2 separate regions of the Homo sapiens genome follow, and region 1 is linked to region 2. The links are chromatin contacts, found by Hi-C or POLR2A ChIA-PET in ENCODE. All regions are on one chromosome and are shown on one strand. Each heading gives the region's core, a stretch centred on a gene start or an enhancer-like site at or near the end of the contact. The rest is flanking DNA. Distances are from core to core; before and after follow the strand shown.

Evidence for each region. A loop is a pair of places that touch in the nucleus more often than their neighbours do. ChIA-PET counts read pairs that join two places held with the same protein, here RNA polymerase II (POLR2A).
Region 1: a loop to region 2 is called in a map of mammary epithelial cell, with 3 times the contacts of the local background. The contact joins two enhancer-like sites. A Hi-C loop is called at or near these places in 1 of 168 maps with a recorded cell type or tissue (mammary epithelial cell). POLR2A ChIA-PET finds 5 or more read pairs at or near these places in 1 of 52 experiments (PC-9).

What each region holds. Positions count from the first base shown.
Region 1 is chr6:113,117,852-113,125,314 of GRCh38, reverse strand. LOC105377956 (a long non-coding RNA gene) reads left to right here. Exons shown (of 4, transcript XR_942894.1): 4 at 3,060-3,193. Among named protein-coding and RNA genes, the nearest start is that of LINC02518, 310 kb to the left of the region's middle. Within about 2 kb of position 4,559, at least 7 of the 41 ENCODE cell types and tissues checked have a DNase peak (open chromatin) inside an H3K27ac peak, as active enhancers do; they include PC-9, where a contact is called at or near this core.
Region 2 is chr6:113,591,583-113,598,570 of GRCh38, reverse strand. No RefSeq gene overlaps it. Among named protein-coding and RNA genes, the nearest start is that of LINC02541, 55 kb to the left of the region's middle. RefSeq lists an enhancer at 1,489-1,668 and a silencer at 6,130-6,424. Within about 2 kb of position 1,935, at least 11 of the 41 ENCODE cell types and tissues checked have a DNase peak (open chromatin) inside an H3K27ac peak, as active enhancers do; they include PC-9, where a contact is called at or near this core.

The DNA.
Region 1 (7,463 bases), core at 3,310-5,809, 480 kb after region 2:
TTGCACTAATCAATGTATCTTTCTAATAAAGTATTTCAATCTTAATATAATAGTTTTATTTTTTATTTGCTTTAAATTAAGAGTGAAATGTACTTTTTGACTGTATATATACACATATTAAATAAATATAATATCTCTTTATTTAACCAATATTAATTGCCATTCAGCTATGTCACCATCCTAGGCATGAAGAGAGAGTTGTCTCAATAATTTCAGACAATTATTTTGTCTATAAAAGTATCTAATCATTCATAAAATTTCAGAGAATTGTATCTGCTATATCTTTGCAAATGAGTTATTAATCTTATGCTTAATAGATTCTTAAATAGCAAACATAGATTCCTAATAACTTAAATGGTTACTAACAAGTCCATTCACATGTTGCATATTAGTGGCATTTACAGTAGTATTTACAGAAAATATGCAAAGCGATATCAACAACTTTCCACAAGGTCATTTGGGGTGAGAAAATATGCAAGTTTTACTGAGGAAAGTTAGCTCTTAGGCAAATTGACCATTCTTGCACAGTGCAAAAAATTAAAAATCCAGATATGTGGTTCTTTTTGTTCCTTTGCACATTTTCAATTGGCAATAAAATATATTGCACTTGGGGTAAAAAAATTTTTGGCTTCTTGAAATTTTTAAATCTATCTTAAACTTATGCAATTAAATGGTTCTCCTTGAGTTGTTGTTCACTAGAACTTAGAAAACTTCGGATGTAGTTATTTGTTTTCTTGCCTGAGAAAACAGTTTTTAAAAAGGATGAACAATTCAAAACAATTGCAGATTAAATACTTTTCAGGCTTGGAACTCTGACTTCATAACAAGTGATAACGTAAGTTATTAGTTTCTGTAAATTGCGTCACTTACTATATTCCTACAGCAGGTCCTCCATTGAAAAGAATAATGAAAAGGATAGCTCACTTCTGTGGCTACCTAATCTGTTCTGCAATGTCAAATCCATCTCACAGAAGTTCAATCTCAAGAGAAGTTCTACCCAAAAATTGAATAGCATGGTAGTTGCTCAAGTATCTATACATGTGTGTATTTGTGTGCATTTATTACATGTAGACAGAGCTTCTCTTTTATACTGGGCTGAAACCTCCCAGAAAATCTGTAACTCTTAACAGGAAGAAAAATAGGAAACAAAAGACACAAGTCTAAAACAGCAAACATTCAATTGAATATCAAAATTAAGACATTGGGACCTAACACATTCTTACAAAAGCACATACCTGCTATTGAATACTAATTTCAGACTAATTCAAAACATCTCGTTTCTTACAGGCTTTTTACAATTCTAAGAATACACAAACACACACACACAGATAATTTTATGGGACAATTCCTAAATTTTTCTAAGAATTTAATTTACAATTTCCATGTCTTGTTAATCAATGTAAAAATCAGAGTGGAACTAAAATGATCTTACACTAATTCACAAGTTAAAGTTTTGCTATTAGGAGAACGATTTAGTTAATTCTATCTAGTAAATATATATCAAAGTGTAAGCTACTGAAAATTAATATTATATACTTGCATGGTAAATTTCAATGTTCACTGAGCTTATTTAAAGTTTTTATAATGGAATACACACACACACACACACACACACACACACACACACACATGCTCCTGGATATTTAGAATAACTTCCCAAAAGGCAAATTCATTTCTCAATAAAGGTATCTCAACCCAAATATACTAAACTTAAGTATTAACAGCTTTCTTTGTTATAATACTAATCATCTATGAGTAGTATAGAAACAATATTACATGTATTGTTTTGTAAGATTCTGCACATTGTAAAAATATTGGGGGATATCTACATTCTGTCCTGCTTTTAAATTTGTGGGACTGATTTTATGCCACACAAGATTCAATTTCATAGTCTTAAATGCCTCAGAAGTGTTCTAGAGATTCATTGCCTGAACAAGACACATTGTCAATCCCCACCCAGGCAACAGGTCCATGCTTAGTTATTAAATAGTCCCAGACAAAACAGTAACCATGGTGCTTTCCAGCTAGCTGTAAAATACTTGATTTTCTTGCAAGGAGTCCATTCTGATGTTAAGAATTCTTACAGTCAAGCCATAGCCTTGTACGGTTAGTTATTATCCTTCATGTTGGAACTAAATCTCACTTTTTCTTTTGTACCCTCAGTAAAAACAAACTTTCTGACACTTCTTAAGCTCTCAATATATTAATTGAAATGTATGAGCAAACAGTTATTTATAGTGTTTTGTTTCTGCACCTCTTTTGGTCACTATTTAACTATAAAGATGAATAGCTCAAATTAAGTTTTCCCATTTTATTTTCATTGCATTGAGCTCTGTTGAAATATACTAAATATAATATATATAGCAGCATACTAAGGTTGAGTATTTCATATATAAAATAGAGATGCTCAATTTCTTTCCTGCTTCTAAACCTGTAAACTTCCCTGTCTGTACTATCCTGATCTCCCTCCATTCTTTCTCTCTCCACCTCATATCTAATCTTCCTGCCAATGCACAGTATTTCACCCTCTCAGCTCCTAAGAGAACTTACTCCATCAGTGATCCTTCTTTTTCTCCTGGGATTGCACTTTCTTTCTCATTTATCTAAAGATATTTTTTCAATATCAAGTGTCTCCTGCCTTAAAACAAAAAGATGAGGAGTGTTCCACATTTGCTGTCTTTCTTTACTTCATTGTTAGTCCAACCTCAACTCACTGAAATCTAGACCCTTCCCTCATTTCATTTAAGCTGCTCATACAATCTCATTACTGGCCTCTTTACGGTACCTTTTCCAGTTTTCATCTTATTTGACTTCTCAGTGGCATTGACAGCACAACAAATGACTACATTTTCCTTGCTGGAATTTTGCCCATTAGGTCTCAGAAAAACCATTCAGTCTAGGTTTTCCTCCTAATTTGCTAGGTATTGCTTCTCAGGTTTGGATAGTCATATTTTTCCAAGCATTCCTTAAATACTGTTCCTTCCCTACCCCCAGAGTTCAATCCTGGGTCTTTATTTGCCCTCATCCTGTTAACTCTTTCTGTGAATTTGTCCTTACAGTTGGCTTTCACTGACACTGAAAGGGATGATGACTAAAGCAATTGAAATTTCAAGCCCAGGATTCCTTCCTGAGCCATTGGGGCATGCTGGAGTCCCACAGTACCAGAAGTACCTCTTGGCTGACCCCTCCAGCTTCTAGGAGGTAATTATTAAAGTTCTGACTCCAACTGGCCTGGTCTAACTCTTCACGGTTTGCTATTTTCTTTTTCCTTCTCAATTTTGTGTGACTTAAAAATAAAACTTTTATTTAACTTAATAAATCTATCAATATTATAATTTTAAATTCTATTTTATAAATATCAGAAAATATAAAGATTTCATTGAATTACCATGAGCAAAGATTATAACAATATAATGTAACACTTATTTTATTGTTTTCAAATAATATTTTCATATTTAGTCATTAAATCCACACAACCAACACGTAACTTTATTATTATTGTTTACTGTAGGGAATTTAGGCTTCTAGAGGTTTGGAGTCTTGCCCATGATCACACACTAGTAAGTGACAGAACAAGAAGCTGAAATATTAGAAAAAATTACATATCCTCACATAAATATTTTATGGTCTTTAACTGTCACCAATCACAAAGTCGTGCTCCAGGGTTGAGAGTTGTTTTTCTCAAAGATGCTACAAAGAAGGAAACATTTAGTTTCTTATTCCTTGCTGACTTTTATTTTTTTGATAGAAGAAATAATTTAGTCCTAAAGCATTAGAAAAAATGAAAAATTAAAGAGGGAAATGAAAGACCATGAATCACCTACAAAGTGAGTTTTATATTCTACATAGTCAAGAGTTAATAGCATATGTATGCTTTCTTTTGCATGAGAGTGAACAAATTACAAGCTGGACAAGATGTATCAAAATTCAAAAATAAATCTTAATTTTTTATAAAGGATTTAAAAGCTACTTCTGCAAGATTCAGACAAATTGCTTGTCCTCAGTGCATTTTGCTCAGTTCTCTCATATGGTGATGGCCTTTTGACATTGGCTTTAAGGGCCTTTGCTGATCTTACCACTCGTTCCATATGTTTAAACAAAGCATGTGGTTTTGCCAGCATCCTGCCACAGACAGGGAAACATAATCTCTGAATGAGGCAGGAGCCCAGAGCCCAGAAGATCTTCAGTTATGCTGGGACGAGACTCCCGTCTAGCAATGAGGGGCAGTAACATTCCTCCCTGGCGCCTGCTGAAACAAATTTCAAGAATGGTAACAGTCTTGTTTTAAGGTTTTAAAACTATCAGTCTGGGATCAGCAGCCTTTTCTAAGAAGCTGTGGATGCCAAATTCCAGCTGTCACAACTTGCTTCTGTGAGAACCTCTGCTCAGTTGGTCAGAGACTTGGAAGACGAACCTCGTTAAGACTGTGAGCCACAGCTCTTTTCAGACAGACCAAACCCAAACCACAAATCGCCCTCTTGAAAACCCCAGCCTTTCCTTCTTGGTTTGGAATACAGGGTTAACACAAGGTTATCTGTAGGTTAGATGTGAGCACCCAAACAAAATATTTAGCCAACTATATGACTAGTTTGTGGTTTCAGGTTTTTATTTCAAAATATTTGCAGCCCATTAATCACTATCATGAAAGAGTCTTCATCAAGGAGTTCACACTCAGTTCATTTATTAGGCTACAGAATCAGTATTTATATACTTGTATCACAAAGAGAAAAAAATAATTGACCAAATTGAATCAGAAACATGTCTAGGATTTGAGGCCTTCAAGCAACATTTTTTTCTCTTTACAAGATTTTCAGTTATCCAATCGTGACTGCAGAGTGGGTGACATTGGTTCTCTTAGGGAAGGAAAGGTAAGGTTTCAGCTCCACATGCGCTTTCTCAAGACCAGAACCATGACTAATGAATTGCTCAACAGGAAAAATAGCTGATCTTCAAAGAGTTGAGAATGTGTAGCTGTAGTGAATATTACACATAAATAATGTTTATTGGACTTGAGTGATCTCTCATTACACTCCTTAAAAAGAATTTCCTGAATTATTTTTATGGGCAATTAAGTCATAGTTAACAATAATTAAATGCTTAATATGTGAGGGCACTATTTTGAGTCTTTTACTTGCATTAATGCATTTAATTCTCACAATACTACTTTGTGGTTGCTATTTGCATTATGCCTATTATATCGATAAATACTAGCCTAGAAAAGTTAAATAACTTGCCCAAGATCTCATAGCTAGAAGGTAGAAGGACCAGAATTTATCTTTGATGTTATAATTTAAGCAATAGATGGAAGGTCATGTTTTCTACTGTGGAACTTACTGTGTCTTTTGGCTTCTCCTCCAAAATGTGTAGGGGGCTACCTACACAATAGGTGTCTGCCTATGAAATAATAGTACGATTGGATTTTTGGTGATGTGGCTTCTTCCATTAGTACAGTTTGTCACTTTTAGTAAGTCAAGTGCAGTGTTGATACTCTGGGTCAGTGTTTTCTTTGGACCACTGGGGTAGGAATTAGAAGCCCTCAGTAACAGATTCACCTCTGCCATCAACAAACTCTATATCCTTAACTAGTCTTTTAACCATTTTGAGCCTCTGTGTCTCCTCTCTACCTGAAGGTAATAAGTCTTGCCCTGTCCCGGCCAAAGAACAGAATCCCGGACATATCAGTGACAAGAAGTTTGTTAAAGTAATATGTCCATAAAAATATTATATGGATATATGTTGTTATTAATTTTTTATTAAATAAACACCAAGCAACCTTAAAGCCATGGGAGTGAGTTAAACAAAAAGTTTAAGTAGCTATTTCTTATACGGCAGGAAATTTTGCCAAATGTCATTGTGTTTAATTTTGTTGAAGTACTACTTATCTATTTTTGCTTTAGTGCTTTTGGTGCTGTATCTAAAAACTCATTACCAAACAAAAAGTAACCTAGATTTTCTCCTAGATTTTCTCCTAGAATTTTATAGTTTTGAATTGTACATTTAGGTCTATGATTTAGTTAGAGTAAATTTTTTTGAAAGGTGTACAATGTGTGTTTATTTACTTATTTTTTTTTTTTTGTTTAACTTTTATTGTAAGTTCAAAGGTACAGATGCAGGTTGGTTATATAGGTAAATTGTTTGTCCAGGTGTTTGGTGTACAGAAGGTTTCATTCCCCGGGTAATAAGCCTAGTACCTGATAGGTAATTTTTCAATCCTCTCCATCCTCTCATCCTCCACCCTCAAGTAGGGCCCAGTGTCTGTTGTTCCTTTCTTTGTGTCCATGTATACTCAATGTTCAGCTCCCACCTACAAGTGAGAACATTTGGAATTTGGTTTTCTGTTTCTGTGTTAGTTCACTTAAGATAATGGCCTCCAGCTTCATTCATGCTGCCGCAAAATACATGATTTCATTCTTTTTTATGGTTGTGTAGTATTTCATGGTGGATATGTACCACATTTTCTTTATCCAGTTCACTGTTGATGAGCATGTAGGTTAATTCCATGACTTTGCTATTGTGAATAGTGCTGTGATGAGCATATGCATACATGTGTTTCTGTGGTAGTACAATTTATATTCCTTTGAGTCTATACCCAATAAAAGTATTGCTAGGTCAAACGGTACTTGGTTTAAGTTCTTTGAGAAATCATCACACTGGTTTTACACTAGCTGAACAAATTAACATTCACATCAGCAGTGTGTAAGCATTGTCTTTTCTCCATAACCTTGCCAGAATCTCTTATTTTTTGAATTTTTGATAATAGCCATTCTGACTGGTGTGAGATAGTATCTCATTGCAGTTTTGATTTGCATTTCTCTACTGATCAATGATGTTGAGCTTTTCTTTATTTGCTTGTTGGCCATGTGTGTGTCTTCTTTTCAAAAGTATCTGTCATGTTCTTTGCCCACTTTTTATTGGGGTTCCTTATAAATTTGTTTAAGTCCTTTACAGACTCTGGATATTATTTTTTTGTTGGCAGGATAGTTTGAAAATATTTTCTCCCATTCTGTGGCTTGTCTGTTTACTCTGCTGATAGTTTCTTTTGCTGTGCAGAAGCTCTTGAATTTAAGTAGGTCTCATTTGTCAGTTTTTGTTTTTGTTGCAATTACTTTTGGCATCATCGTCATGAAATCTTTGTCAGGGCCAATGTCGAGAATGATATTTCCTAAATTATCTTCCTGTGTTTTTATAGTTTTAGGTTTTCCATTCAAGTCTTTCATCCATCTAGATATGACATTTGTATATGGTATAAGGAAGGGGTCCAGCTCTAATCTTCTGTATGTGGCCAATACATATAGTACCCCGGGACTATTTATTGAATAGGGAGTCCTTCTCCCATTGCTTGTTCTTGTTTACTTTGTCAAATATCAGATGGTTGTAAGTGTATGGCTTAATTTATGGGCTCTCTATTCTTTTCTATTGATATATCTGTCTATTTTGTACCACTACCATACTGTTTTGTTTGT
Region 2 (6,988 bases), core at 686-3,185:
TCTAGCGTTCAGCTTCAGAGGGGTTTCTATTGGGTAGCTTCTGATGTCCTTTCAAGGTCACAGCCTTCAACTGCCTTTGCCCATCACTACTTCCCAGAAAAGCTGAGTCTCCCATTCTTTCCCCAGATGCTATTTTCCTGATGCAACGTGGAAGGTAGAGTGGGATGGTAGGAAGGAGATGGCAAGAAGCAATCCCTCAGACTTTTTTTTTTGAGACAGAGTCTCGCTGTCACCCAGGCTGGAGTGCAGTGGCACAGTCTCAGCTCACTGCAACTTCTGCCTCCTGAGCAGCTGGGATTACGGGTGCCTACCACCACGTCTTGCTAATTTTTGTATTTTTAGTAGAGACGAGGTTTCACCATGTTGACCAGGCTAGTCTCCCGACCTCAGGTGATCCACCCACCTGGGACTCCCAAAGTGCTGGAATTATAGGCATGAACTACCACATCTAGCCCCTCAGATTGTTTTTTGAAATCATTTTCACCGAAAGTTTTATTTAGACACTGATATATGCAATGGGAGCAACCAGATTTATTCATTTGGAAAGGAGGAGGCAGCACTGTAGCTCTGGAGGAGAATCCACCCCAGATGCTGCTATTGAACTCGAAGACCTTACAATGGGGAGGGAGGTAAAGGCTTCTCTGAAAAGCACATTTCCTGTTCATAAAAGCTTCCTTGTATTGAGTGCCTATCAGGAGTTATCTAATTTAATCTGCATAATCGTTCTGTGATGTAGCTATTATTATCTCTATTTTATATATTGGGAAACTGAGATGCAGAATTCTTAAATAACTCACCCAAGATCTCATAACTAGTAAGTGGAAGAACTGGTATTCAAACCAAGAGCCCTTTATGTTCAAAGTGCATGTTTTTTTTCCAGAAAATAAACTGCCTCTTGGCTCATACTTCTTTGGGGGAAATGTTAGAATAATTTAATAAAACTGATTCTAAGCTTTGAGGCACTAAGAGAGTGATCTTTCCACAGTGTGCACAATTTGGATGTATTGGCCATGGGTAGGCCTGTTGGTGATAAAAAGAGGGTGCTGATTAATTCTTTCTCTAAACCCCATGAATCTGTAAGTTGGTCCATTTCACCCTTGCCCTTCTGGGGAAGTTAGGAACGAGGTAGTGTTGGTCACTGTTTTGTGGTGATGTACCCATGGTAAATGCAGAACTCTGAGGTTAGCCTGGCTGAGGGGTAACTCCTCTGGGATTCAGCCTCTTACTCATTACATAAATACAAAAGTTTGAGCAAGTCCCCATGTCTCTCCAGATGGGGCCAGGGGTGATGGCCCAACCTGAGTCTGGAATCCCACCTGCCCAAGAGTGACACCTGGGACGTTGATGAATACATTCTCTGTGCCAACGGCAAAGGCTGCACAGTGAGAAAAATAATCATTCTTCCCTAAGCAGTTGAAACCTGAGCTTTTCATTTCATGATACTAATCACCAAGTAAACAGCTCTTTTATGCTAACATCTGTGTGAGGGCTGCTTCCCACACCAGCCTCCTTCCGGCCTGCCTGTTCTCACTGAAATACCAGCAGCATCATGGGGACACTTAACCCTAAAGGTTATCCCTGGGCTCTCCCAGGGCCTATGACATGTTCCAGAGAGGCTTGGTCTTAGGGACTTTTCATTTCCTCAAGAGGGTAAGTGACTCCTTTGGTGTGCAAGATGTGTGAGCTGCCTTGGCAGCTGCTGAGACCCATTCAGAGACCTCTGTGCCATTTGCCTGGATTCTGGAGTTTCATACTCCTGAAAGTGCCTGGTTAATTTGCTGGGAGAACTGACTGCTTGAGCATAGCTCTTGGTTTGCTTTAACTTTCTTATTTGCCTGATATCAGCCAGTTCATGAAGCAGTTCACATATACCGTGCCAGATTTATAAAGTGTGAATTCAAGTCTGTCCTTGGCCTTCTCTGCCCAACCCCCACCATTTCCTTATTGTAGTTTCTCTTAAAACAGCCATGTTTCCCTTCTAAAACCCTTAGTAAATCCTGCCAGATTAATGAATGGGGGAAAAACGACAATTGCTTATACAATTTCATATGTAGGCTATAAGCAGTCCCTGTTCTCTGAGATCCTCCTCACCGTGTTCCTAACAGTCCAGGGCAGTTATTATGCTCCAGGTTTTATAAGAGGAAAAACAGAGAACATTCCTTTTCTTTTTCACTGCCAAAGGGGCGGGGTGGGGGGGATCCAACCCTGAAATTAAGTGAATTGAAAATGAAGTCAAAGGAACGGAGGCCTTCCGTTCTCTAAGCTCAACACTTTGTGATTTGCTTGATTACACTTCCCTCAGCCCCTCCCTCAAATCTCATAGGCACAGACTCATTACCCCATTAGGATTTGGCTGGGGAGGCCTAAGGGACAATGAGAACATACAAGAATCTGGCTGGGCTGCCAGAGTTAACAACTTCTCATGTGCAATAAAATCAGACAGCATTTTTGATGGACCACATTCTCATTGCATTCAAAGAGCCTTGGAAAGCTTCCATGGCTGCTAATTTCAAATAAGCAAACATCCCGGAGGGATGTGAGGCAAAGATGTGTCCTTTCGGCTCGCCCCTAACATTTGCAGGGCCCAGGGCAAGAGTACAAACGGAGGCCCACAAGCCATATGCCTAAATACTTAAAAGTTATGATGCAAGCTTGAACATTCTTAAGTAAAACATAAAATATGTTCTACCCTCCCTTCATGACAAATGTATTTTCATTAACTATCTAGAGGCTGGATTTGAATTTAGAGTTCCCTGACTCCTTGGAGTTTCATCCTGGAATTGGATGGCCAGGGAAATCGGGCCTCTCACTGCCTGGCCCACTGCCCTAGGTCCTGGGTCTACCCCCATCTTTTCAGACCCTACCCCCATCCTACAATGCATGGGACCTCTCAAACTCCACCACACGTGTCCAAGCTGCATTAACACCCTCATCAACAGCCACCTCTGGGACATCCCTTGGCCTAAAGGTGTGCCTAGTCAGGTCCTAAGAAGTTGGTTTTAGTTGATTGGGAAGGGAATTTTAGGGTCCTGGGAACTCAAAGCATGATTAAGGATGTGTTTGGGGTGGGGTGGGGGTATCGCTTTGGCCCCGTGGACTCTCCTTTTCATGAAGAGAAGTGCTGTTGAAAGAAGGCCAGGTTGCTTGCTCCCTTATAAGATGCAGAGCAGCATCCTCTCTTGCTTGGATTTATGGATGGTACATACACAGTAGGTCTTTCATTTTTTATTTTTTTGAGACAGAGTTTCACTCTTGTTGCCCAGGCTGGAGTGCAACGGTGTGACCTCAGCGCACTGTAACCTCCGGCTCCCAGGTTCAAGTGATTTTCCTGCCTTAGCCTCTGAAGTAGCTGGGATTACAGGCACCCACCACCACCCCCGGCTAATTTTTTGTATTTTTAGCAGAGGCGGGGTTTAACCATGTTGTCTGGGCTGGTCTTGAACTCCTGATCTCAAGTGATCCACCCGCCCCAGCCTCCCAAACTGCTGGGATTACAGGTGTGAGCCACCTACTGGCCTACAGTAGGTCTTTTATAAGGAAAGTTTCATCTAGAAAGTGGACACCTGCCACAATGTCTGCTGGTAGAGGAGCTGTAGGGCCAGGTACTTGCTTCATGCACTGAATGAGAATAGATGTCTAGCTGCAGTGATTCTATTCTGGATGGACAGTGACATCACCTGGGGAAGATTTCCCATGACTCTGCACAGATAGATTCTGATTTCTTTGGTTTAGGGTAGGGTGCAGGCACAAGTGTTTTCAAAAGGCTCCCCAGGTGTGATGGTTAATACTGAGTGTCAACTTGATTGGATTGAAGGATACAAAGTATTGATCCTGGGTGTGTCTGTGAGGGTGTTGCCAAAGGAGACTAACATCTGAGTCAGTGGGCTGGGAAAGTCAGACTCATCCTTAATCTGAGTGGCACAATCTAATCAGTTGCCACCACAGCTAGAATATAAGCAGGCAGAAAAATGTAAAAAGGGAGACTGGAGGCCGGGCATGGTGGCTCACGCCAGTAATCCCAGCGCTTTGGGAGGACAAGGTGGGCAGATCACCTGAGGTCAGGAGTTCGAGACCACCCTGGCCAACATGGTGAAACCCTATCTCTACTAAAAAGTACAAAAATTAGCTGGGTATAGTCGTGGGCACCTGTAATCCCAGCAATTTGGGAGACTGAGGCAGGAGAATCACTTGAACCCAGGAAGTGGATGCTGCAGTGAGCCAAGATCACGCCACTGCACTCCAGCCTGAGCAACAGAGCGAGACTCAATCTCAAAAAAAAACGAGAGAGGGACTGGCCTAGCTTCCCAGCCTACATCTTTCTCCCGTGCTGGATGCTTCCTGCCCTCAAACATCGAACTGCAAGTTTTTCAGTTTTGGAACTCGGACTGGCTCTCCTTGCTCCTCAGCCTTCAGATGGCCTATTTTGGGACCTTGTGGTCATGTGAGTTAATACTTAATAAACTCCCCTTTATTAAGTTTATTAATACTTAATAAACTCCCTTTTATATATATATATTCCATTAGTTCTGTACCGCTAGAGAACCCTGACTAATACACCAGGTGATTCTATGTGCAGCCAGGACTGAGAACCACTGGGCCCAACCTAATGACTTTGCTTCTCATACAGCATGGCATTAAATCTTTGTACCTACTTGAAAAGAACTCAAAGCCATTATGACCCCAGAAAGGTTCATTTCTAGAATAACATCTTCCATATTGTAACCAACAATTAAATCTGTGCTTACAGCAGCAAGACTTGTCTGCAAAGGTTCTGCTAGTGGTAGGCAGAAATCTTAACTGGCATCTCCTTTGTGCTTCATGCAAGGTAAAACTCAAAATATTTAATATTTAACAATCATTATAGCAATCAATCAATACAAACAGACTCCAACTATAAAATACAGGTTGCTGATATGGTTTGGCTGTGTCCCCACCTAAACCTCGTCTTGAATTGTAGCTCCCATAATTCCTATGGGTTATGGGAGGGACCCATTGTGAGATGATTGAATCATGGGGGCAGTTTCCCCCATACTATTCTTATGGTAGTGAATAAGTTTCATGAGGTCTGATGGTTTTATAAGAGGTTTCCCCTTTTGCTCTGATCTCTCATTTTCTCTTGTCTGCCACCATGTAAGACATGCCTTTTGCCTTCTGCCATGATTGTGAGACCTCCCCAGTCATGTGAAACTGTGAGTCCATTAAGCCTCTTTCCTTTATAAATTACCCAGTCTGGAGTAGGTTTTTATCAGCAGCATGAAAACGGACTAATACAGTTGGCTTTACCATTGCCTGATAAATTAATCTAGTTACTCCTCCCAGAAATCCTTTAAGATGTGCCTGTACCAGGTGACTTATAAGAAGGTGGGAGATCTGGGACTCAAACCCAGGTCTTTTGACTCCAAATCCTGAGTTCTGTCAACTCTACCAGACAGCTTTGCATAGCACTTCCGGTTGGCACAAACTGAGTTCTTTAGTCTAAAACATTGGCCTAAACCAGAAAACTTTAGAGAACTGTATTATCAGCCTCATTAAAAAAAAATACCACCCTCAAAATGTATCACCCAGTCTAAATCCATACAAACACAAAGGGGAAAACAACAGTTCAGAGCCTCTAGTTGAATGACAATTGTTTCTGGGACTAAGAAGTGGCTCTTTCATTCTGAAGTTGATACATATATTATGACATATACTTAGAACTGTGCTATCCCTTAGCAATGGCTCACACTCAAGACCTGCAACATGCAGGATCTGTGGTCATAAGCTTGTAGGTACACTGTGACCCGTGTAAGTATAATACTTTGAAATCACAAAATCACAAGGCGGAGTGGGATCTTTCATGGTCATTAAGTCCACCTCTGTTTCTGGGAAAGTCTGCATTTAAGCCATCCCAGAGAGACAAACCTCCCCCACTTGGAATACAATTTCTTTCTCTCCTCAGCAGGGGAGCCTTCTATTCAAAGCTCAGGTCAAGACCTACCTTCCTGGCAAAGTAATTCATTGTGGATCTCTCCTCAGCAGGGCAGATTCAGGTTCTGGGGAATGGAATTTTATACAATTTGAGGGGTTTTCTTTATGATAAAGAATACAAAATCAGGTACAAAAGTGAATATTTATTTAGCATGAGAAAATGAAACACAATAAATTACTGGAGACTTTGAGCTTCAGGTCCTTTTCATATAACACCCCTGGCAACTTTCCAGACATGCTTGCTTAGAATGCTTCCTGACTGCAGCCTGGCTTTCCTGTTACACCTCTGAAAGTCCTCAAAGCCTAGCAGATTCCAACATGCTCAAGGCCTGGTAAATCTGCTTCTGCTTTTCAGCAAACATGTATGGGGATTATTTATTTGTTGGTTTATCTATTTAGGTGTTTCATCATTTTAAAAGAATTTGAAGCAGAGAATCTAGCTCTTTACACTCCTGCAATGCAGCACACATTGATTTTGCACACACCATGCTGTCATACTGTTCCTCACTTCTGCCATTTCTCACTTCCCCTGCCCCAACAGTACTTGTAACCTGGCAAAGCTCCATTCATTAATACTTTTCTGAATGTTTCTAGACCAATTATTCTCAACTGGGGGCCATTTTGTTGCTCAGAAGACATTTGGTAATATAGGGAGACATTTTTGAGTTGAGTACCCTTCCTCTGTGAGTTGGGTACCCTTCCTCTGTGCTCTCAGAGCCAAATACACAGATTCTGTCTTTGTACTCAACATATTGATTATAACCATCTGTATATGTGTCTATTTCTCCCTTTGGATGGTGAGTCTTACAACAGCCACTTTTGCATTTTAGCAACCTTAGTATCCCCAGAACCTAACAGGGAGCGCACAGGAGGTGATATCATGGTCACTGAAAAGACAGAACACTTCTACTTTTATCTGAACCATACAGTTCAGCATGTTTACCATATATTGTCTTGTTTTAAAATATTTCACTTGTGTAAATACTGTCTCATGAGAAAGACTATAAACTTCATATGGGAA